Linked DNA regions of Homo sapiens: region 1 is linked to region 2. A link is a loop called in an ENCODE intact Hi-C map of the cell type or tissue named here. Cell type or tissue: OCI-LY7. All regions are shown on one strand. Each heading gives the region's core, and the rest is flanking DNA. Links, peaks and the distances in the headings are about the cores only.

Region 1 (11,199 bases), core at 1,556-9,555, 120 kb after region 2:
ATATTAGCAGGACATGGTGCCTGTAAATCCAGCTACTCAGGAGGCCGAGGTGGAAGGATCACTTGAACCTGGGAGGTGGAGCTGAGATCACGCCACTGCACCACTCCAGCCTGGATGAAAGAGTGAGACTCCGTCTGAAAAAAAAAAAAAGAGAGAGAGAGAGAAAGAAAACAAAACAACATTACCCCCATGTTTTCCCCTTCCCTGCTAAAAACAAATCCAAAAATCCACACTCTATTCCAGGGAAATAAATGGACATTTAGGGTTAAGATACTGAAAAAGATAATGTTACCTTCCTCTCAGCTGCCTTATTTGGTTGTTTTAAGCTAAATGGAAGATTCTTGTTTAGAATCACAAAAAGAAATAATAACACCACGTGGACCTGGACGCAGACATCCTCCGCTTTGCTCCACAACCCTTCCACTGTGCTCCCTGCACTGGCGGGCAGGAATCCTGGGCGCTTACAATGCAGGGGAGCATGAGCGTTGGGAGGGGAGGGGGTCTCTGCCTCAAAAACCCAGTACATGGCAGCAGCAGTTCAGTTGTTTACAAAATAGGGACTGATTCCCTTCCCTTCCCTTCCCTTCCCTTCCCTTCCCTTCCCTTCCCTTCCCTTCCCTTCCCTTGCGTTCTCTCCCCGCCCCTCCCCTCCCCCCCGCCCCCTCCCCTCCCTTCCCCCCTCCCCTCCCCTCCCCTTCCCCTTCTTTCCTTCCCCCTTCTTCCCTTCCCTCTCCTCACCCACCCACTTCCCTTCCCCCCTCCCTCTCCCCTCCCCTCCCCTCCCATCCTCCCCTCCCCTCCTTTCCCACTCCTCTCCCCTCCACCCTCTTCCCCTCCCTTTCCTCCCTTTCCCTTTCTTTCCTCTCCTTTCCCTTCCTTCCCCTTCCTTCTGACAGATTCTCGTGCTGTTGCCCAGGCTGGAGTGCAATCACATGATCTCCGTTCACTGCAGCTTCCGCCTCCCAGGTTCAAATGATTCTGGTGCCTCAGCCTCCCAAGTAGCTGGGATTCAGGCATGTACCACCAAGCCCAGCTAATTTTTGTATATATATATATATATATTTTTTTTTTTTTTGAGATGGAGTCTCTCTCTGTCGCCCAGGCTCGAGTGCAGTGGCGCGATCTGAGCTCACTGCAAGCTCCGCCTCCCAGGTTCACGCCATTCTCCTACCTCAGCCTCCCAGGTAGCTGCGACTACAGGTGCCCACCACCACGCCCGGCTAATTTTTTTGTATTTTTAGTAGACACAGGGTTTCACCATGTTAGCCAGGACGGTCTGGAACTCCTGACCTCAAGTGATCCACCTGCCTAGGCCTCCCAAAGTGCTGGGATTACAGGCGTGAGCCACCGCGTGGCCTGAGTTTCATTGAAAAAGACCACGTGTGCACAGTGCCTGGGGCACGTGTGGTCCTCAGTTCCCGAGATTTCCCTTTCTACAAGAGCAGTGACCAAATTTTAGGCCTCTCCTTAAGGCACCTTCCAAGATGCAAGTCCCCACCTGGTGGCCAGTCAGGCCACATGGAAGTGCATGAGGGTGGGGACACAAAAGTATCCTACACTTGCAACTCTTTATTTTCACTTTCTGCACTTTTTTCTTTCATCTTCTCTTTTTTCTCTGGTTCTCTCCTTTCTCCTGCTAGCTCAATTTTCCCTCCCCAGGTTTTTGGAACCCAGAGATCTGGCTTTCTACTGTTTCACTTTGTGCCCTTAGAAAGGTCCCTTCACCCCCTTGGGGCTCTCTCCTCTTGAGGAGAGGGAGGAAGTTGGATTACAGTTTAGGAAGATGTGATTGGGGCTGATCTAGTTGAAATGATGACCGAGGGCTTGGAATTCCCTCCAAATGCTCTAGCCAGCCCACCCAGGGTGCTTTCTTTTTGATGGGGTCCCAGGGACTTCTCAGCACTTCCACACCACCAAACTCTCTGATTGCTGAGTCGGCTCTAGTAAGTATTTTTCTTTTTCTCTTCTGCCCACACTTGGCAGTGTGGGGACAGAAGGAAAGAAGCTGGCGATCCCATGCCAAGCTGCTGAGGCAGTCTTTTCTCTAAAGTGGTCATGGAGTGTGTGTCATCCTCTGCAAGGCATGTATCTGCCAATGCAGGGGTGAGGCCTCGGCCACCTCCACCCTCTGCCGGAGCATTCAAACGTCTCCAACTACAGCCATTCCCCTGAATGGCTGCAGAGGTCAATGAAGTAACGTCTGAAAATGCTTGTGGGATCTTTGGGTTTCCAAAGCATTCTTCTTTCTAACTCTGGAATAAGGCTCTTCCTTAAAAATAGAAAGCCATCTGTGGGGTGAATTTTAATATACTGTGCACAATAATCCCATCCTCATGCTGTGGTTGTGTCCACAGTCCTGGGGCAGGGCCAACATGTGACCACTTAAATTATTTATCAACAAATTTTTCTCCTCACGTCCACATGGATGTTGAAATGGTTTTCTAATTCATTTTTAAAATATGCTCTGGGTTCATGACCCCAGCTTCGGGGAATCATGACATCCTCATCACTTGACAGTGCCAGCAATCAGTCAGCTCCAAAGAGCATGTGTACTTCAAAAAGACTGACTCAGCCCAGCCTTAGAGGATTCTCCTTTGGGGTGCAGGACTGGGTTCAAACTGAGTTTTCCAACACTGGGCGAGTTTCAGCAAAGTAGGGCTGGGATAATGGTGCGGCTCTTGTGATTAATCTACTCCAGGAAAGGTTGAATGAGAAGTTAATGTGGATCCCCCAGAAGCTGCAGAGGGTTAAGAGCTTTTATTTTAGCGAGAATTTAAGATGCGAGGCCTGTCAGGTGCACGTGCCATCAAAAACATGACCTAATCCTATTGATTTTCTTTTAATGTTCACAGACTGGGAGCCCCGGGAGGGAGGCAGACAGCACCAATGCATTGCGCAAAATGTCTAGTTTTCAAACCATGTAAACTTGGTCTGGGAAAAGAGTGGGCTCTGTGGAATGTTGCTCCTTCAGCAGCTGATGTGAAGATGCTTATGGTGACCACAAGCCAAGCCTCTGCAGGAGGTTATAGGAGCCCCAGCTCATATTAGGAATTCTAAATTCAGATAAAGCTGGATTATTAGATTGAACTCTATGAAATTGTTCAATATTCAACCATCTTTTACCTATAAAAATGGCTGTTTCATATGGTTTGACATGCTGTGTATGCTTGAGACTTGACTGTGACCTTCTTATCTCATGATGGCAAGAAAACCCCATGTGGAATTTAGGTGAAATCCTACTTGTCCTCCAAGGCCAGGTCTTGGGGGATTCATAGAGCATCCTAGGCTAACATGACTTTAGGCCCGTGAAGCCACTCATGGTTTCTCACAACCCAATCAAAACTAATCTCCCCAGGCCAGATGTGGCAGCTCACTCCTTTACTCTCAGCATTTTGGGAGGCCGAGGCAGGAGGATTGCTTGAGGCCAGGCTTTCAAGACCAGTCTGGGCAACATAGCGAGATCCTATCTTTCTATAAATAAATAAGAATTAGTCTTCCTCACCCTGGCGTATTGACGATAGTTAGCTAACACTATTTATGAAATAGATACCTTTAGTTATAGCTATTGCTGTTCCTGAATGCCCTTTAAAATGACAAATACTTTGAGGATGTGAGCCGTCATGGATATCTCTGTATCTCCCGGTGCCTTTTCACAGAGTAGGCATTCTTCATTGTTATTGCTTAACTACCTGAATCTTGATACTTTTACTCAGTAGCAAAACGGATCATGACCAGTTGGCTCTTTTCAGAATTTATAATGGGGCTATAGCTTTTCCTTCATAGACCTTTAAAAAATTGATTACAGTCCTTTAAATTGGAGTTAAAAGATTGTTATCTTTTTCTTCTCATGAACCATATAACATTTCTATGAGCACAAATGCGTTTTGTGAGTGTTGATGTGAATTCAGAGAATGCTTTAGATCAGCAGTCCCCAAACTTTTGGGCACCAGGGACCAGTTTTGTGGAAGACAATTTTTCCACAGAGAGGGACAGGAAATGGTATTGGGATGATTCAAGCACATTTCATTTATCATTATACTTTCTTTCTTTTTTTTTTTTTGAGACGGAGTCTCGCTTTGTCACCAGGCTGGAGTGCAGTAGCGTGATCTCGGCTCACTGCAACCTTCGTTTCCTGGGTTCAAGCGATTCTCCTGCCTCAGCCTCCCAAGTAGCTGGGACTACAGGCGCACGCCACCAAGCCCAGCTAATTTTTGTATTTTTAGTAGAGATGGGGTCTCACCATGTTGGCCAGGATGGTCTCGATCTCTTTACCTTGTGATCCACCTGCCTCGGCCTCCCAAAGTGCTGGGATTACAGGCATGAGCCACCGTGCCTGGTCTATCATTACATTTTCGTAAGGGGCCATGCAACCTAGATCCATCGTGTGCACGGTTCACAATAGGGTTCGCACTCCTGTGAGAATCTAATGCCATCACTGATCTGACAGGAGGCAGAGCTCAGCTTCCCTTGCTTGCCCACCCCTCATCTTCTTCTGTTTGGTCTAGTTCCTAACAGGCTACAGACTGGTACCTGTCATGGCCCGGGGGGTTGAGGATCCCTGCTTTAGATCACAGCTGATCAGTTTCCCCAGTCTCACACTGCACTTAACTACAGTTTCTCCTTCTGTGTCCCCAGTAGGGGTGGCAGAAAGGGTCACAATGGGGCACAGAGGATGTTACAGTTACCTGAACATGTGCGACTAGTCCACATGGGTGCACACTGTATATGACAGGAAGGCTTCAAGTTCAACCTGGGTTAAATGAAACATGCCATCATTCCATCTTTCTTTCCCGTGCCCTCTTCTGCCGACCTGCTCCCCTTCCTGGGTGTCTGGTTGCAGTGAGTGGCTCTGATGTTCTCCCAGATGACCAACCTCAAAGACCAGTACATCCCCTGCCCCACACTGTCCCCCACATCTGTCTGCTCTGTCTCTTTCCATTGTTACCACCACTGCCTAGGTTTCTAATTATCCACATTTCTTCTTTTTTTTTTTTTATTTAAGCAAGCATCTCACTCTGTTGCCTAGGATGAAGTGCAGTGGCACAATCACAGCTTACTGCAGCCTCAAAGCAATCCTCCCACCTCAGCCTCCCTAGTAGCTAGGACCACAGGCATGTGCCACCAGTTCAGCTATTTCTTTATTTTATTTTTTGTAGAGATGAGGTCTTGGTATGTTGCCCAGGATGGTCTCAAACTCCTGGGCTCAAGCAATCCTCCTGCCTCCACCTCCCAAAGCGCTGAGATTATAGGCATGAGACACAGAGCCCAGCCACTGTCCGCATTTCTTTCCTGGCTTCCTTACTGGGTTCTCTACTTTCACTCTTGCCTTCTTCCTCTCTTCCACCAGCATAAGTTTTAGAAACTGCACTTCTGATCATGCTGCTCTGCTGCTTAAAATCCTTCATGCAGATCATGTAAGACCTTCCTGATCCAGTGCTGCCTTGCCCTCTAGAACCCAGGGTGCCTTTCTCCCCTCTGCAGTTCTACTGCGCCACCTGCAGTTTCTCTCTCCTGTGTTCATGTGTCTACTCCCTCTGAATGGTAGGCTCACACCCTCCACCTGGCCAACTCTTACTAAATCTTGGGCTTCAACTCAAGGATCACCTTCATGGTTCACTCCACCAGGCTGGGCTGTGTGTCCTGCCCAGTTCCTATAGTGCCCTAACTCACTTTTTTAAAAAAATACTTTAAGTTCTGGGGTACATGTGCAGAACATGCAGGTTTGTTACATAGGTATACACTTGCCATGGTGGTTTGCTGAAGCCATCAATGTCATCTACATTAGGCATTTCTCCTAATGCTGTCCCTCCCCTAGCCTCCCACCCCCCAACAGGCCCCAGTGTGTGATGTTCCCCTTCCTGTGTCCATGTGTTCTCGTTGTTCAGCTTCCACTTATGAGTGAGAACATGCGGTGTTTGGTTTTCTGTTCCTGTGTTAGTTTGCTGAGAATGATGCTTTCCAGCTTCATCCATGTCCCTGCAAAGGACATGAACTCATTCTTTTTTATGGCTGTCCATTATTCCATGGTGTATGTGTGCCACATTTTATTTATCCAGTCTATGATTGATGGACATTTAGGTTGGTTCCAAGTCTTTGTTATTGTGAACAGTGCTGCAGTAAACATAAGTGTGCATGTATCTTTACAGTAGAATGATTTATAATCCTTTGGGTATATACCCAGTGATAGGATTTCTGGGTCAAATGGTATTTCTGGTTCTAGATCCTTAACTCACTTTTAACAGAGCTATGGGGGCTTTCAGCTCAGCAGTGGCTCTTCTTAGCAGGGGACTGAATGTGTTCCCTTTGCCAAAGCCTACTTTGCTTTGCTTATGTGATGCTACTTACAGGATTTCCAGATTGTTTTTGGTCTCTTCAACCATTTGCTTTCTTTGGACAGGACAATGCCCAGTGATGAAGATGAAGCTCTTGTTCTTGACATCTAATCCCACACCATGACTAATAAACATGGCATGCTGCAATGGGCATTAATTTATGGGTAACAGAAGCAGATCCAAGCCTTTTAGCTAATTAAATAAAAATGCACCATACAGCAACCATCCTGCCTGCTTGGGTGTAAAATAGAGAGGAGAAAGATGGCATGCTGGTCATTGAGAGATAATTACCTGCAATTTCAGAGCTGGAATCTAGTGACAACATAAGAAAAATAATAACCTCTCTGGCTGTTAGGATTCTCAGTTCTAGCTGCGAGCAAGGAGCAAAGGCACCCACAGACTTGCCAAACCTATGTCAGGAATGACGAATAGAAGGCAGAAATCCACATCCCCAGGTGGTAAAATTGTTATCCACCTTCGTCACCTCTTTCCTAATGGAGGAAGTGAGGACAGGCAGCCTTGGAGTCCTACTTGAATGAGGCCTGGACCTTATGCAGGGTAATAAAAACCAACACGTGGGGCCTGTGCTGTAAGGTGGCAGAGGGCGATGACTCACCCCACTCATGCAGGTTGAGTCATTTCAAGGCAGAGTTGTGCCAGTTCAGTACCCAGTAATATTTTCCAGTCGACGAGTATCAGTGAACAGGAGATAACCAGTCATTTCTAGATTCTGCTCAGAGTCCCAGCTTAGAGGCTCCACCAGCTCAAAGAGACGGGATGGCAAAACAGCCACCTTAATTTCCAGATCATCTGCCAGCTCATCTGCCAGCTGACACACAGCCCATGGCTCCACTATTGCCAGTGCTGTAGCTGCACCAGACCAATCTGGTTCAACTTTTATGTAACAAAGTTGTGATTTGTTTTTCAGTTGCCCGGGACTCCCAGGTTGAAGATCATGAGCATGCCCTGATGAGCCAAGGCATGCAACCACAGGGGAACCTAAGTGCTTGGACTGAGGAGTGGGGACTGAAATAAGAAGCGGACACTGCAGGGCAGGATCAGGATCCAATCAGATCGAGCCCTGGCATCACCTCATGGCAGGATCTAGTCAGATCGTGGCTTTTGACATCACTTCATTGTGAAATCCAATCAGATCACACCTTATTACCCTATCCTTATAAAACCGGACCTAGCCCCCAGCTCGAGGAGGCACTGCTTTGGGAGTTATCCCAGGTGTTCTTGTTACTAGTTGCAAGGAATAAAATCCTCTTGCTAAATCCTCCTTGGTTGTGCAGATGTTGGCATGGATGTGGAGAGAAGGGAACACTTACGCTTTGTTGGTGAGGATGTAAATTAGCTCAACTCTGTGATAAACAGTATGGAGAGTTTTCAAAGAACTAAAAATAGAACTTCTACTCAACCCAGCAATCCTATGAGTGCATGAGTGGGTATCTACCCAAAGGAAAAGAGACCATATAAATAATATACCTATTTATTGCAGCACTATTCACAATAGCAAAGTCACGGAACCAAGCTGAGTGCCCATCAGTGGTTGACTGGATAAAGAAAATGTGGTCTATATACACCATGGAATACTAATGAAAATAATGATTTCATTCTTTTTATGGTTGTGTAGTATTCCATGGTTTATATATACCATTCTTGCGGCAATGTGGATGGAGCTGGAGGCCATCATCCTGAGTGAACTAACTGAAAAACAGAAAACCAAATACCGCGTGTTCTCACTTATAAGTGGGAACTAAACAATGGGTACGAATGATCATAAAGATGGAAATAATAGACACTGGGGGCTCCAAAAGCAGAGAGGATGGAAGAAGGACAAGGGTTGAGCACTTACCTGTTGGGTACAATGTTCACTACTGGTATATTGGGGACACTGGAAGCCCAATCCCCACTGGTATGTAATATACCCATGTAACAAACAAATATATGTACCTCCTGAATCTAAAATAATCAATCAATCAATCAATCCTCCTTGGTTGTGGTCATTGGGTTGATATCTGCCAAGTAACCACTGAGCTAAAATTGGGAGCTTTTACATATTCGGTATGTTTCTTTTTTCTTTTCTTTTCTTTTTTTTTTTTTTTTTTTTGATATGGAGTCTCACTCTGTCACCCAGGCTGAAGTGCAGTGACATGATCTTGGCTCACCACAACCTCCACCTCCCAGGTTCAAGTGATTCTCCTGCCTCAGCCTCTCAAGTAGCTGGGATTACAGGCACCTGCCACCACGCCCAGCTAATTTTTGTATTTTTAGTAGAGGTGGGGTTTTATCATGTTGGTCAGGCTGGTCTCAAACTCCTGATCTCAAGTGATCCATCTGCCTTGACCTCCCAAAGTGCTGGGATTACTGGCATAAGCCACCATGCCTGGCCCATTTTCAGTGCATTTCTGTGTTTAAAGGATATCACATAACTGAAATAACATTTTTTATAAACCATGCAACTTGGCTCTACTGGGTGAAGCTCACGTTAGAGGCCAACTTTCAACATATTTAAACTATGGAAGCCCCCAAAAGAGCAACTTACGTTAAAGGTGACTTATAGCAGAGGTAGCTAGGCTCAGTCCAGACTGGACAGTGCTCTCAAAGTTTATGTGCAGAGGCGGCAGTACCCAGGCAAGTCTTTGAAAGTCCCGGCTTAGAACTTGGCACAATCACCTTAGAGATTGTTCACTGCTACAAATGCAGGCATTGATGCAGGGGTGGGGCAGAAAGACGGGGGAGTGGGAGCCTTGCTGCTAATTGGTTTAGTCTAAGATCAAGCCTAACCTCCCTTGGCCCACACAACTGTTACTATTAAGTGAGACTGAAACTAATCAAAACTATTTACACAGATGTGCCAAGCCTGGGAGATGAAGCAATTATGTGCCCAGACCCATGTTGATGAGTAATTTGTGGCAAACTCCTCTGTATAAGAGGGGGTCATGTAGTAGCAAAGTGGGGTTGTTTTGAAGAGAAAGCCTGCTGATGTGAAACGAAGAGCTGACTTGGATTCCACATGATAGGAGACAGGTATATGCTTGGAGTGCAGCCTCTCCAGGGGAAACTGAGGGAGGGATGGGGGACTAAGTGATCTGCAACTCACTCATGAAAACCCATTTCAACCCAAAACAGACCTAACCTCCTCCACCTTCCATTAAGTAATTTATCAGGGTTTTAAAAGAAGAATCCATATTTCTTACACTTCCTTTCTGTTGGACAATGCAGTGATATGACCAAGGGCTTGGGGTGTGGATTGCAGGGGAGGGAAGGTTAATTAGCAACACAGATTAATTAGCAACCAGTCAGGGAGACGGATCTGTGCTCTGATTCATCTAACAAAAACTCTGGAGGTGGCTATGCTTAATATGCTCCTTTGCAGATGTCAGATCTATAAGTGAGAGAAGCTAAGTGAGTCACCACAGGTCACAAAGCTAGCAAGAGGAGACAGATTGTAAGATCATAAACCAAAGTCCCAGGCCTCCAAACCCCATGCTCTTTCCTACAAAATATACTATCTTCCTTCTGAAAATTATGCTCATCATAGGGACGAACTTTGTTTCCCAGGATTAGTTGGGCTCACGTACATGCTACCATATTGACTCGGGTTCTCTAGGGTACTGGACCAGAATGTTTGTTCCCTCAAAACTTGAGGTCCTAGGGCCATCTAGGAGGAGCGGTGCAAGAGGCTTTGGGATCGATTGCCAGGCTGTGGGCCCCTGGGGGTGAGGGGCCTGAACAAAACGTGAAATACGGCTCCACTTTCTGCATCAGCAGAGGGGAGGCTGGGCGTGCCTGTGCCCCCAGAAGTGAACCCTTATGTCCAGAGCAGTGAGGAATGTTGAAGTCAGGAATTCCCCCTTCCTTCCCTCAAGCCAGGTCCTCAGAAGCCCGGATGAAACTCCTTGATAGGAGATGTTTTGAAGGAACCTGGGTAAAGTGCTTCTGTGGACTGCAAGATCTAACAAGTCTCAGAGTCAGACAGTCTGAGGAGTAGACCCATAGATGCCGAGTGCATACTTTCTCTGGGCGACACTTTGCATTTACGGAACAGGTGCTGGGAGCCAGGAGGTGAGAACTCCCAGAGACTCAGTCCCTGCCCTCAAGGAATTCCCAGTCTAATCAGGGACATGAGCTTGTAAACCTGGCTCCTCCCCGACCCGGCCCTCAGCCCAACCCTGAGTCATCCTGATGCTCACTCAGGATTGGAGGTCCTGGAAGTCCACAGTATGGGTGGGAGAAGAGGAGGAGCCGCTCACTCATGCAGAGGGAAGGAGAGAAGAGTGAAGTAATGAATGCATGCATTCATTCAGCAGCTGTTTAGGAGAGCCTTTCCCGTGTCCATCACTCTCCTGGGTGCTGCGACTATGGTAGAGAACAACACAAATTTAAATAAAAAGTCCCTGTTATGATGGAGGTGATGGGACTTGATCTCTTTGCATAGCATCCAGATTATTGGAGAAGTGAGGGAGGAAAAGGATATTCTAATCTCATTGTGAAATTGAGGAAACCAAAGCCTTTCTACTTACAAAGTGGCAGCCCCAAGATGCAAACACAAGTCTCTCAATTCCGCTATGTGCTGGTGCCCACACACATAGGGACCCTCCCCTTAGCTAGGTTGCTATGAGAGAGGCCACAGAGCCCTAGCAAGGAAATTGCACAAAGGCCAGCACCAAAGGTTGTTGTGATCATAAATTTGGTCCTTCCAGTAGTTTCTGGGGAGACAAGGGTCACAAATGCATCTATCTTTTGGTCAGCCGTTTTAGTATCAGCTTCCAGGTCTATTGGATAGAGATATTCATCTACACGAATAAATAACTCCTTGAAATAATTCAAGGCTTTTCAGAAACCACAATCAAATTTGTAA
Region 2 (11,199 bases), core at 1,038-9,037:
CAGCCTCCCAAAGTGCTGGGATTACAGGTGTAAGCCACTGTGCCGGCTACTTTTATTTTTTTAGAGATGGGGGTCTCACTCTGTCGCTCAGGCTGGAGTGCAGTGGCTGGATCATAGCTCACCGCAGCCTTCAACTCCTGGGCTCAAGGGATCTTCCTGCTTCAGCCTCCTGAGTAGCTTGGATTACAGAGGCATGCCACCAAGCCCGGCTAATTTTTAAAAAGTTTTACTTTTTGTAGACGGGGACTCACTTTGTTGCCCAGGCTGGTCTCAAAACTACTGTTTCACGTGATGCATTATTTTTTAACCTACAGCAGTGCTTCAAAGTCACAGAGATTTTTGTCCTAGATCATTAGCTAAACTGCTTCTATTTAGAATTTTTTGTTGTTGTTTTCTTAAAAAAAAAAATCTAGAAATAAAGGTAGGAACGTTTCTTTCCCCCCAAGGTTGAGAACAGTCTCTTTCATCTGTTTTCCAGAATTTTAATAACTGCTTCACAGCCTCTCCTGCGGGTTAGATGTCCTGAGTGTGCTGATGTTTGCAACACTTCCCTTTTCTGCTGTTTGAATCATCTGCAACTTCACAGGGTTAGTAATAAAGTCGGCTGACGGGCAGATCTCATCCTGACCCTGGCAATAGTCACTCTTACCTAAGGCAACTGACTCAGGCTTCTCCTGGGCTCTTTTTTTCACCCCACTAGGCAGATTTCTCTCTATATATGGTAATAATGCTCCCAAGCAGAGGCCGCTGGCTTCCCCAGGAAAACTGGAAAGTGAAATCACATACCAGAGACTTTGTGGTACTGTGGCCACGGTCGTTTTTCTGCTACTAAGGGTGAAAGTCGATTATTAAAGCAATTGCATCTTCCAAGAGCGATTTTCCCGCATCCCTCCGGGCTTGGGGGCTGCAGGGACCCAGCCGGCACACTCCGCACGCCCTGCGGATGACTCACTGCGTTTGCACTGCCGCAGGCGGGCTCGGTGGTGGTGGTGACGCGGCCCGGCAGCCCGGGAACGCAGGCGGGCTGCACCCTCTGGAAGCCAGCCCGGGTCTCCGCGCTGTCTTTCCCAACATCAAAAATGCTGCTCCTATTTGCATAGTGCTTGACCTTAATTGGAGTGCTGTTAGCGCCCGCGATTCTCACCAAAACTTAGTGAAGTGTGGGTCAGTGATCTAGGCCCTTTACTCGTCGGGGAAACTGAGGCTCAGATGAATGTCTTGCCCAAAGTCACACCTAAATTGCACAGCTTAGATGTAAATACATAATTGCAGGGGGAGGCACTGTGCTTATGTCGCTCCATGCTGCGTTTTAGGTTTTCTTTACAAGGGCCAAACACCATCTGCTTTCATGTAATAAACTTCCATTCCACTTTAAATATATAGAAAGCAGCAGAGGAAGTTCAAGGGAGGGCATGAGCAAGCATGTATGGGAGTCCTATTTGTGGAAACATCACTCCAAATCAGTTAGTTTTTTTCCTAGTGAAGTTGATCAAAAGAAAGCCCAAGTTATTCAGAATGCTGAGATTTAAGGAAATGTGTAAAAATATTTATTTCTATCTTTTTAATGTGATCTCATTAGCTTTAAATAGCTGGTCTTCCTTGCTTTTTTGGGAGAGGAAAACAACGTATCTTCAAAACAGTTACCTAAAAATAGTAGAAGCTTTACCAAGGGAGCCAGGCGTGATGGCTCATGGCTGTAATCCCAGCACTTTGGGAGGCAGACGTGGGCACATCACTTGAAGCCAAGAGTTCGAGATCAGCCTGGCCAACTTGGTGAAACCTCATCTCTACTAAAAATAGAAAAATAGGCCGGGCATGGTGGTGTGCACTTGTAATCCCAGCTACTCAGGAGGCTGAGGCGGGAGAATCGCTTGAACTCAGGAGGCTGAGGTTGCAGTGAGCTGAGATGGCGCCGCTGCACTCCAGCCTGGGCCACAGGGCGAGACTCTGTCTCAACAAACAAACAAAAAGAAACTTTACCAAGGGAGTTGTAAATAGAGGTTTGTTTTCAAATTTCATTTTCAAATGCAGCAATATTTATTTTGCTGTCGATATTGTTAGAAAGTGTGTAGGAGAAAACTGAATGTTGTTAGAATATTTAAAAATATGCAGCAGTCTCACAAGCTTCAGTAAGTTTTAAGTTCCTTTGGGTGGGTGTGATAGTTATGACATCAATTGAAGAATACTAACTGTAGAGTATGTTAGACAAAATACACACTCAATGGATGTTGATTAAAACCATTCTTACTCCACTGTTCGAAGCAATTCAATTGTTGTTGTTGTTTTTGTTTGTTTTTGAGATGGAGTCTTGCTCTGTCACCCAGGCTGGAGTGCAGTGGCGCAATCTCAGCTCAATGCAACCTCAGCCTCCGGGGTTCAAGCAATTCTCCTGCCTCAGCCTCCCAAGTAGCTGGAATTACAGGCACACACCACCACGCCGAGCTAATTTTTGTGTTTTTAGTAGAGAGACGATTTCACCATGTTGGCCAGGCTGGTCTTGAACTCCTGATCTCAGGTAATCCTCCTGCCTTGGCCTCCCAAAGTGCTGAGATTACAAGCGTGAGCACCATGCCCAGCTGAAATTCAATATTAGAGTCAGGTTTGAAGCCCACTGTCAGCATCATTGTACTGTTGATTTAAGTATAGTTCTATCCAGAAGAAGAATAAACTAGATGTCTCCGTAAAGTAACTTTTAGTCATGTTTCTCAGCCCTGTCTGGATTGCCAGGGCATTTCTAAAAGGGGCCAGGCACAGTGGCTCTTGCCTGTAATCCTAGCACCTTGGGAGGCCAAGGCAGGAGGATCACTTGAGGCCAGGAGTTGGAGACCATCCCGGGCAACATAGCGAGACCCCGTCTCTAAAATAAAGTAAAAATAGGGCCAGGCGCGGTGGCTCATGCCTGTAATCCCAGCACTTTGGGAGGCCGAGGTGGGCGGATCACCTGAGGTCAGGAGCTTAAGACCAGCCTGGCCAACGTGGTGAAACCCCATCTCTACTAAAAATACAAAAAATTAGCTGGCTGGGCATGTGACGGGCCCCTGTAATCCCAGCTGCTTAGGAGGCTGAGGCAGGAGAATCGCTTGAACTCAGGAGGCCAAGTTTGCAGTGAGCAGAGATTGCGCCATTGCACTCCAGACTGGGCAACAAGGGCAACAAGAGAGAAACTCTGTCTCAAAAAATAAATAAAATAAAATAAAATAAAATAAAATAAAATAAAATAAAATAAAATAAAACAAAATAAAATAAAATAAATAAAATAAAATATAAAATAAAATAAAATAAAATATAAAATAAAATAAAATAAAAAATAAAAATAAAATATAAAATAAAATAAATAAAATAATAAAATAAAATAAAATATAAAATAAAATATAAAATAAAATAAAATAATAAAATAAAATAAGCCAGATGTGGGGTTGTGCGCCTGCAGTCCCAGCTACTGGGGAGTCTGAGCTGAGAGGATCGCTTGAGCCTGGGAGGTTGAGGCTGCAGTGAGCCATGAGCCATGGTCGTGCCACTGTACTCCAGCCTGGGCAACAGAATGAGAATCTGTCTCAAAAAATAATTTTAGAAAAGGGTGGCAAAGGCTGTATGGCCTTTGGGAACAGTCTCATTGCTATTCACCTTGATCATGTCTTCCACCTGCACAATTCCCACTGCCTTTCCCACCGGCACTCCCCTTAACCCTGACTGCAAAAAATTAATGAATGAATTAATTAAAAATTAATACATTATAATCAATATAGTCTCACTTTATAACACTATCATTACCACCTTCATTATCTGTTCCTGCCACTATTTTTCACCTGGACAAAACACAAAGACGTCAATCAAGCAACAAAAAACTCCAAAAAAACCACACAAAAAGCAAAAGTACCCGTACCCCAACTCAGTAGTCTGAAAACCCTTCCGGCATTTTTCAGTGGACTACAGAGCGATATTGGGCATACCAATTGGTGTTTCCTTTTCTAAGTTCAGAAGACAAATAGAAATGTATGAGCCACAGTGCTTAGTTTTTCCATATTGTGGCTCTCATTTTTCCAGCGGGATGCAGAGAAAGTAGTTCTTGTCTGTCACCTAGTGGACAAAAATGGATTTGCGCCTTGCCACTATGCTCTGGTAGCTAAACTTCAGAAACCGCATTGATTCAAATAAAGATTGTTGGATTCTATGAGATGATTCTACTTTCCGAGCTTCAGAGCTCCACAGGTTGAAAAAAAACAAGATGATATAATGCTGAAGACTTGTTGCAAAACAGAACAGGAGTTGATGCAAAATCAAGATGGGAAGAAAACCACACTTACAGAACCACGTAATAAATAGCTGTGCTTGGTGAGGGAATATTATTGTCATTCATATGAGTCAATTGCAATCAGAATACTATGTGGAGCAATGGCTTTAAATGGCCCCATCCTCCAATAAAGCAAAGCAAACAAGAACGTATTGCTGACTTTCAAATGAGCAGAAGTTCTTGTAATCCCCCTGCTAAAAAATTTAAATGAACTTTAACCCAACTCTTTCCCTTGTATCTAGTAAGTCATCTAGTCTTACCAGTTTTTTTCTTACTGCTACTAAGAGTGAGCAATAGATGCTTTTCCATATCAGTTTCCATCTTAGCTCTGACCAGACTACACACTGTCATTAGATTCATCTTCCTTAAACTTGTCACTATTTTTTGAAAATACCCTAGAACTCAATTTCCCTTTCTTTCCAAATACCTCCTCCATCTGATTTCACTGTTACTTTAATCCAGTGTCATCCTACCCTTACATTTTCATTTCCCTGGCCCATTGAAGAAGTGTTGCTCATTGCAGCCTTTGAGTCTTCAGATGGGGTCCTGTCCTTCCCTCCCTTTGCCAGATGAAGCCTTTTCATCCTGTAGGATCCAGCCCAGCTGTTGCCCCTCCATGTCACTCTCCCTTGTCTGAGTAATCCTATGAGGGTTATAGGTTATATTCTATAACTGTGTGCTTGTGCAAATACTTGTCAAATGGTTTACTATTGATACACAGGCTTCAGTCTCATCTTATCCAAAATCTATTGGGAAATATTCCAGGCCAGATACCATTTCTTATCCCTTTTCAAGCCCTCATCGGGGTCTACATGTTTGGGAGCACTGTGAGCTCAGTAAGATACTTGTCGATTGGTTTTCTTTATCAGCTCATAATTCTGCAAGGAAGATGGAGCTGGTATTGTAATTCCTGATTTACAAACGAGGACGCTGAAGCCCAGAGCATTTTCAAGACTTGTTCTTGGGAATGGCAGTGCCAGGACAGGAGCTCTGGGTATTTCCTCCTTGTCTAGTCCCCTTCCTGGTGCACCCCACGGTCATCATACTGATAGAGTGATGCACTAAGCCTGTATTTATTTTCAGATCGATTTCTAGATAACGAGCACAAGCTCATATTGTGAGGAGCAGCTAGACAACAGATGATAATCAGGGTGTGTGCTTATGCAGCCTGGGTGGCAATTTCAGTTCTTTCTGGGTGGCGATGCCACACTTTCAGCCCACACCCATTTGTCCTTTTTGAAAACCACAAACGAGTGCTTGGGCATGTATGACATTCTCCGGCACAGCCCTCTGCACTCATCCAAATACCTGAACTGGCTTGTTTACTCCTTTAAACCACAGTGGCTCCAACTGCTTCCTGCCCTCCTAGCCTGCTGGAAGGTCTCCTGTGGTTTTGGAGCTCACAGGCACATGAGGAATAATTAAAAACCACTGCCATGCGAAAGGGTGTTTTAACGAGTTGTCAGTGAATGACCGGAGTCGGGAAGAATTTCTAGGTAGTTCCTCCTCTGGCCACAGGATGGATTCATTTTCCATCTGGAATTGCACCATGAAGCCTCCTTGGATGCTTTTGTTCTTCCATGCCTGGCTTGGGCCCTGAGGCTTGGGTGTGCTGGGCAGGAGCACAGGGTAGTAAAATGAAAATATCATGTCTACACTCAGGGAGTTCAGAGGGATGGCCTTGATGAAATCAGTCCATTAAATACCTAGAAAATAGATGTTAACAAGATTGTTATGCAATGCTACTGATTTAGAATGATCGTGTGTATTAATCAAACAAAAGCAGTAGAGAGAGGCATAAATTGATTGTTTAAGGAAAATCTAAATGCATAGTTGTAACAAGTGACTTTTATTTTTTCTTTCTGCTTTGAGACAGGGTCTTGCTCTGTCGCCCAGGCTAGAGTACAGTGTCTCTATCACAGTTCACTGTAGCCTTTATCTCCTTGGCTCAGGTGATCCTCCTGCCTCAGCCTCCTGAGTAGCTGGGACTACAGGTGTGCACCACCACACCTGGTTGATTTTGTACTTTTTGTAGAGGTGGGAGTCTCACTTTGTTGTCCAGGCTTGTCTCAAACTCTTGGGCTCAAGCTAGCCTCCTGACTCGACCTCCCAAAGTGCTGGGATTATAAGCCAGCCAGAAATGACTTTTATAATTGCACCTAGAAGTGTCATGAAATGCAATATTAGTACTTCTATTTTATGATAATACTATTGACATATAAAGAAGATTGATTTTAAAATTTACAAGAAAAAAAAAACCCCATTAAAAAGTGGGCAAAGGACATGAACAGACACTCCTCAAAAGAAGACATACATACGGCAAAAACATATGAGAAAAAGCTCAACATCACTGATCATTAGAGAAACGCAAATTGAAACCACAATAAGATACCATCTCATGCCAGTCAGAGTGGCTATTATTACAAAGCAAAAAACTAACAAACAAACAAACAACAGATGCTGGCAAGATTGGAAAGAAAAAGGAATGCTTTTACATTATTGGTGGGAATGTAAATTATTTCAACCATTGTGGAAGACAGTGTGGTGATTCCTCAAAGACCTAGAGGCAGAAATACCATTTGACCCAGCAATCCCATTACTGGGTATATACCCAAAGGAATATAAATCATTCTATTATAAAGATACATGCACGCGTGTGTTCACTGAAGCCATTCTGTTATAAAGATACATGCACGCGTATGTTCACTGCAGCACTATTCACAATAGCAAAGATATGAAATCAATCTAAATGCCCATCAGTGATAGACTGGATAAAGAAAATGTGGCACATAGCCCCATGGAATATATGCAGCCATGAAAAGGAACAAGATCATGTCCTTTGCAGGGACATGGATAGAGTTGGGAGCTGCTATCCTCAGCAAACTAATGCAGGAACAGAAAAGCAAACACTGCATGTTCTCACTTAAAAGTGGAAGCTGAATGATAAGAACACATGGACACATAGCAGGCAACAACATACACTGGGGCCTGGCACGGGGGTGCAGGGGGAAGGAGAGCATTAGGAAGAATAGCTAATGGGTGCTGAGCTTCATACCTAGGGGATGGGATGGTCCGTGCAGCTACCATGGCACAGGTTTACCCATGTAACAAACCTGCACATCCTGCACATGTACCCCTGAACTTAAAAGTTGAAGAAAAAAGAAAGAATATTGGTTTTCGACCAAGTTATTAAAAAGTTTCATGATAAAAGTGGCAAGAGATTTTAAAATGAGAATTGAAACCAACTAGGAACTTGCCATGTAATGTACCAGATGCAGAGGACTCAAGAAGAGCCCAGAATTATTCCCACTGGGAACTGCCCAGATGGTGACGACAACACCAAGTACAACTGCAAACCTCGTGTTCTTCTGTTCTCCCAGCAGGCCGGTGGGAGGGAAGACCAGCTATTCAGAGCCCTCTTTTGTAGGCTTAGAAAGTCAAATGTCTCCCCAACCCCACATTCTTCATAGCTTGGTGGTTGTGGTGAGGGTGGGTGGGTGCCAGTTCTGAAGCCAAGGCCGTGTGACTTCACTATCCACTGAATATTCATACACCAGTGTGTTAAGATACAAACTCCAGGCCGGGTGTGGTGGCTCATGCCTGTAATCCCAGCACTTTGGGAGGCCGAGGTGGATGGATCACGAGGTCAGAAGTTCAAGACCAGCCTGGCCAAGATGGCGAAACCCTGTCTCTACTAAAAATAGAAAAATTAGCCGGGTGCAGTGGCGCCTGCCACTGTATTCTCAGCTACTCAGGAGGCTGAGGCAGGAGAATCGCTTGAACCTGGGTGGCAGAGGTTGTAGTGAGCCGAGATTGCACCACTGCACTCCAGCCTGGGCAACAGAGTGAGACTCCATCTCAAAAAAAAAAAAAAAAGGTACTAACTCCACCCATGTCATAATAATATTGACTATTCAGCTCTTGGAATATGTGTGCAAAAATATTATTTTTCTACTCTTATGTAAATTCAAATGTTGTCTGAACAAGTTTTGAGAGGTGACAGCGTGCTGGCAGTCCTCAGAGCCCTCGCTTGCTCTCAGCACCTCCCCTGCCTGGGCTCCCACTTTGTGGCATTTGAGGAGCCCTTCAGCCCCCCACTGCACTGTGGGAGCCCCTTTCTGGGCTGGCCAAGGCCGGAGCCCACTCCCTCAGCTTGCAGGGAGGTGTGGAGGGAGAGGCACGAGCGGGAACCGGGGCTGCGTGCGGCGCTTGCGGGCCAGGTGGAGTTCCGGGTGGGCGTGGGCTTGGCGGGCCCCGCACTCGGAGCAGCCAGCCAGCCCTGCTGGCCCCGGGCAGTGGGGGACTTAGCACCCGGGCCAGTGGCTGCGGAGGGTGTACTGAGTCCCCCAGCAGTGCTGGCCCACCGGCACTGCGCTTGATTTCTCGCTGGGCCTTGGCTGCCTTCCCGCGGGGCAGGGCTCGGGACCTGCAGCCCACCATGCCTGAGCCTCCCACCCACTCCATGGGCTCCTGTGCTGCCCGAGCCTCCCCGACGAGCACCACCCCCTACTCCACGGCGCCCAGTCCCATCGACCACCCAAGGGCTGAGGAATGCGAGCGCACGGTGCAGGACTGGCAGGCAGCTTCACTTGCAGCCCCAGTGCGGGATCCACTAGGTGAAGCCAGCTGGGCTCCTGAGTCTGGTGGGGACGTGGAGAGTCTTTATATCTAGCTCAGGGATTGTAAATACACCAATCAGCACCCTGTGTTTAGCTCAAGGTTTGTGAGTGCACCAATCGACACTCTGTATCTAGCTGCTCTGGTGAGGACGTGGAGAACCTTTATGTCTAGCTCAAGGATTGTAAATACACCAATCGGCACTCTGTATCTAGCTCAAGGTTTGTAAACACACCAATCAGCACCCTGTGTTTAGCTCAAGGTTTGTGAATGCACCAATTGGCACTTTGTATCTAGCTGCTCTGGTGGGGCCTTGGAGAACCTGTGTGTTGAAACTCTATCTAACTAATCTGATGGGGAGGTGGAGAACCTTTGTATCTTGCTCAGGGATTGTAAACGCACCAATCAGCGCCCGGACAAAACAGGCCACTGGGCTCTACCAATCAGCAGGATGTGGGTGGGGCCAGATAAGAGAATAAAAGCAGGCTTTCGGAGCCGGCATTGGCAACCCACTCGGGTCTCCTTCCCCACTGCGGAAGCTTTGTTCTTTCGCTCTTTGCAATATGTTTTGCTACTGCTCACTCTTTGAGTCCATGCTGCTTTTATGAGCTGTAACACTCACCGTGAAGATTTGCAGCTTCACTCCTGAGCCCAGCAAGACTACGAGCCCACCAGGAGGAACGAACAACTCCAGACGTCCCCCCCTAAGAGCTGTAACACTCACCGCGAGGGTCAGCAACTTCATTCTTGAAGTCAGTGAGACCAAGAACCCACCAATTCTGGACACAGTTTCCGTGGGAAACCTTGGGGAAAAAATCCACTGGGAAATGTCTTGTGGGCTGGGCGTGGTGGTTTATCCCTGTAATCCCAGCACTTTGAGAGGCCAAGGTGAGAGGATTGGTTGAGTCTCGCAGTTCAAAAGCAGCAGGGGCAACACAGTGATACCCTGTCTCTACAAAAAATTAAAAAATATTAGCTGGGTGTGGTGGTGCACACATGTAGTCTTCGCTACTGGGGAAGGTGAGATGAGAGGATGAGTTAAGTGCAGGAGTCGGAGGCTGCAGTGAGCTATGATGGCACCACTGCACTCCAGTCGAGTGACACAGCAAGACTCTCTTTTTTTTCTTTGAGACGAAGTCTCACTCTTGTCCCCCACGCTGGAGTTAAATGGCGCGATCTCGGCTCACTGCAACCTCCACCTCCTGGGTTCAAGCACTTCTCCTGCCTCAGCCTCCGGAGTAGCTGGGATTACAGGCGCCTGCCACCACACCTGGCTAATTTTTGTATTTTTAGCAGAGATGGGGTTTCACCATGTTGGCCAGGCTGGTCTCGAACTCCGGACGTCAGGTGATCTGCCCACCTTGGCCTCCCAAAGTGTGGGGATTACAGGCATGAGCAACCGTACCCAGCTGACTCTGTCTCTTAAAAAAAGTTTTTTAGTATAAATTTCACTGTGTATGAGTTAGTTTGATTTTAAGGAATCTTCCTATCACTTCACACGAAGTGCTAATGAGGAAGACAAAAGACTAGAATCATGCCCATGGTTTTTTAGCCTTTTATCGGCCAACGACATCTGCAAAGCCACTTGCTGTGCTAAGTAACTAGGATCAGAACCTGTATGGCCTGGAATGTCTGTCTAGTCAGTAGACCTTGGACACAGACATCACAAAACTATATAACCAGAAATGACAGGTTGAAAAACATGTTCGAGGTTGTTGCTTATCTTTAATTTTTCTCAAACATATCAGAAACTATATTCCTTAAGTCCTGGATGCAAACCACATCTTTTCCATTTAACGTGACAAACTTGGACTGATAGATGGTTTCTTGCTGACAGAAAATTCTGGGTGGGTTCGTAAGACCAAGTCAACTTAGCAGAAAATCCTGTGTTGACTTTTCGTGTGCAAGGCTCTAGTTTCTGATTTCTTGAGTGCCAAGGGGAATGTATTGCCAGAGGAAATGAAAGCTTGATTGATTAGAACAGAGTTCTGCCTTTTAAAAGATTCAATTGCTGGACTTAAAGGACTGCATTGAACTCTCAAGGGGGAGGCTGCCCTTCTAATTCTTTTCTCTCCCTAGGCAGTGGTGACTCTTTTTCCCATGCCTTGAAAGAGCATGTTGTGGACAGTCACACTGTGGGAATAGCCTCATGTAAAACATCCCTCGGGTCTTGGTCTAACCATAACCATCTATTAGTCATCTATTAGAAAAGGAAAGGCTTCAGAGATCCACAAACTACAGACAAAGCAAGAAATGTTTTCTCACTTCACATGACATTGGCAGGAGTGTAC

The links. A loop is a pair of places that touch in the nucleus more often than their neighbours do. Peaks named below come from ENCODE experiments on the same cell type or tissue, not always from the same donor. Only the 100,000 strongest peaks of a DNase experiment are listed, where the experiment ranks them.
Region 1: it touches region 2 in a loop (7-fold over the local background); 11 of 110 quality-filtered maps call a loop at or near these places.

Annotation. Positions count from the first base shown.
Region 1 is chr10:33,127,308-33,138,506 of GRCh38, forward strand. No RefSeq gene overlaps it. Among named protein-coding and RNA genes, the nearest start is that of IATPR, 16 kb to the left of the region's middle. RefSeq lists an enhancer at 6,460-7,659. In OCI-LY7, for the core only: CTCF peaks have their summits at 1,575 and 5,487 (motif pointing left); a DNase peak (open chromatin) is centred at 5,484.
Region 2 is chr10:33,004,829-33,016,027 of GRCh38, forward strand. The region is part of intron 2 of ITGB1-DT (ITGB1 divergent transcript); the gene reads left to right. Among named protein-coding and RNA genes, the nearest start is that of ITGB1-DT, 28 kb to the left of the region's middle. In OCI-LY7, for the core only: CTCF peaks have their summits at 4,092 (motif pointing left) and 5,762; a DNase peak (open chromatin) is centred at 4,073; H3K4me3 peaks cover 259 bases.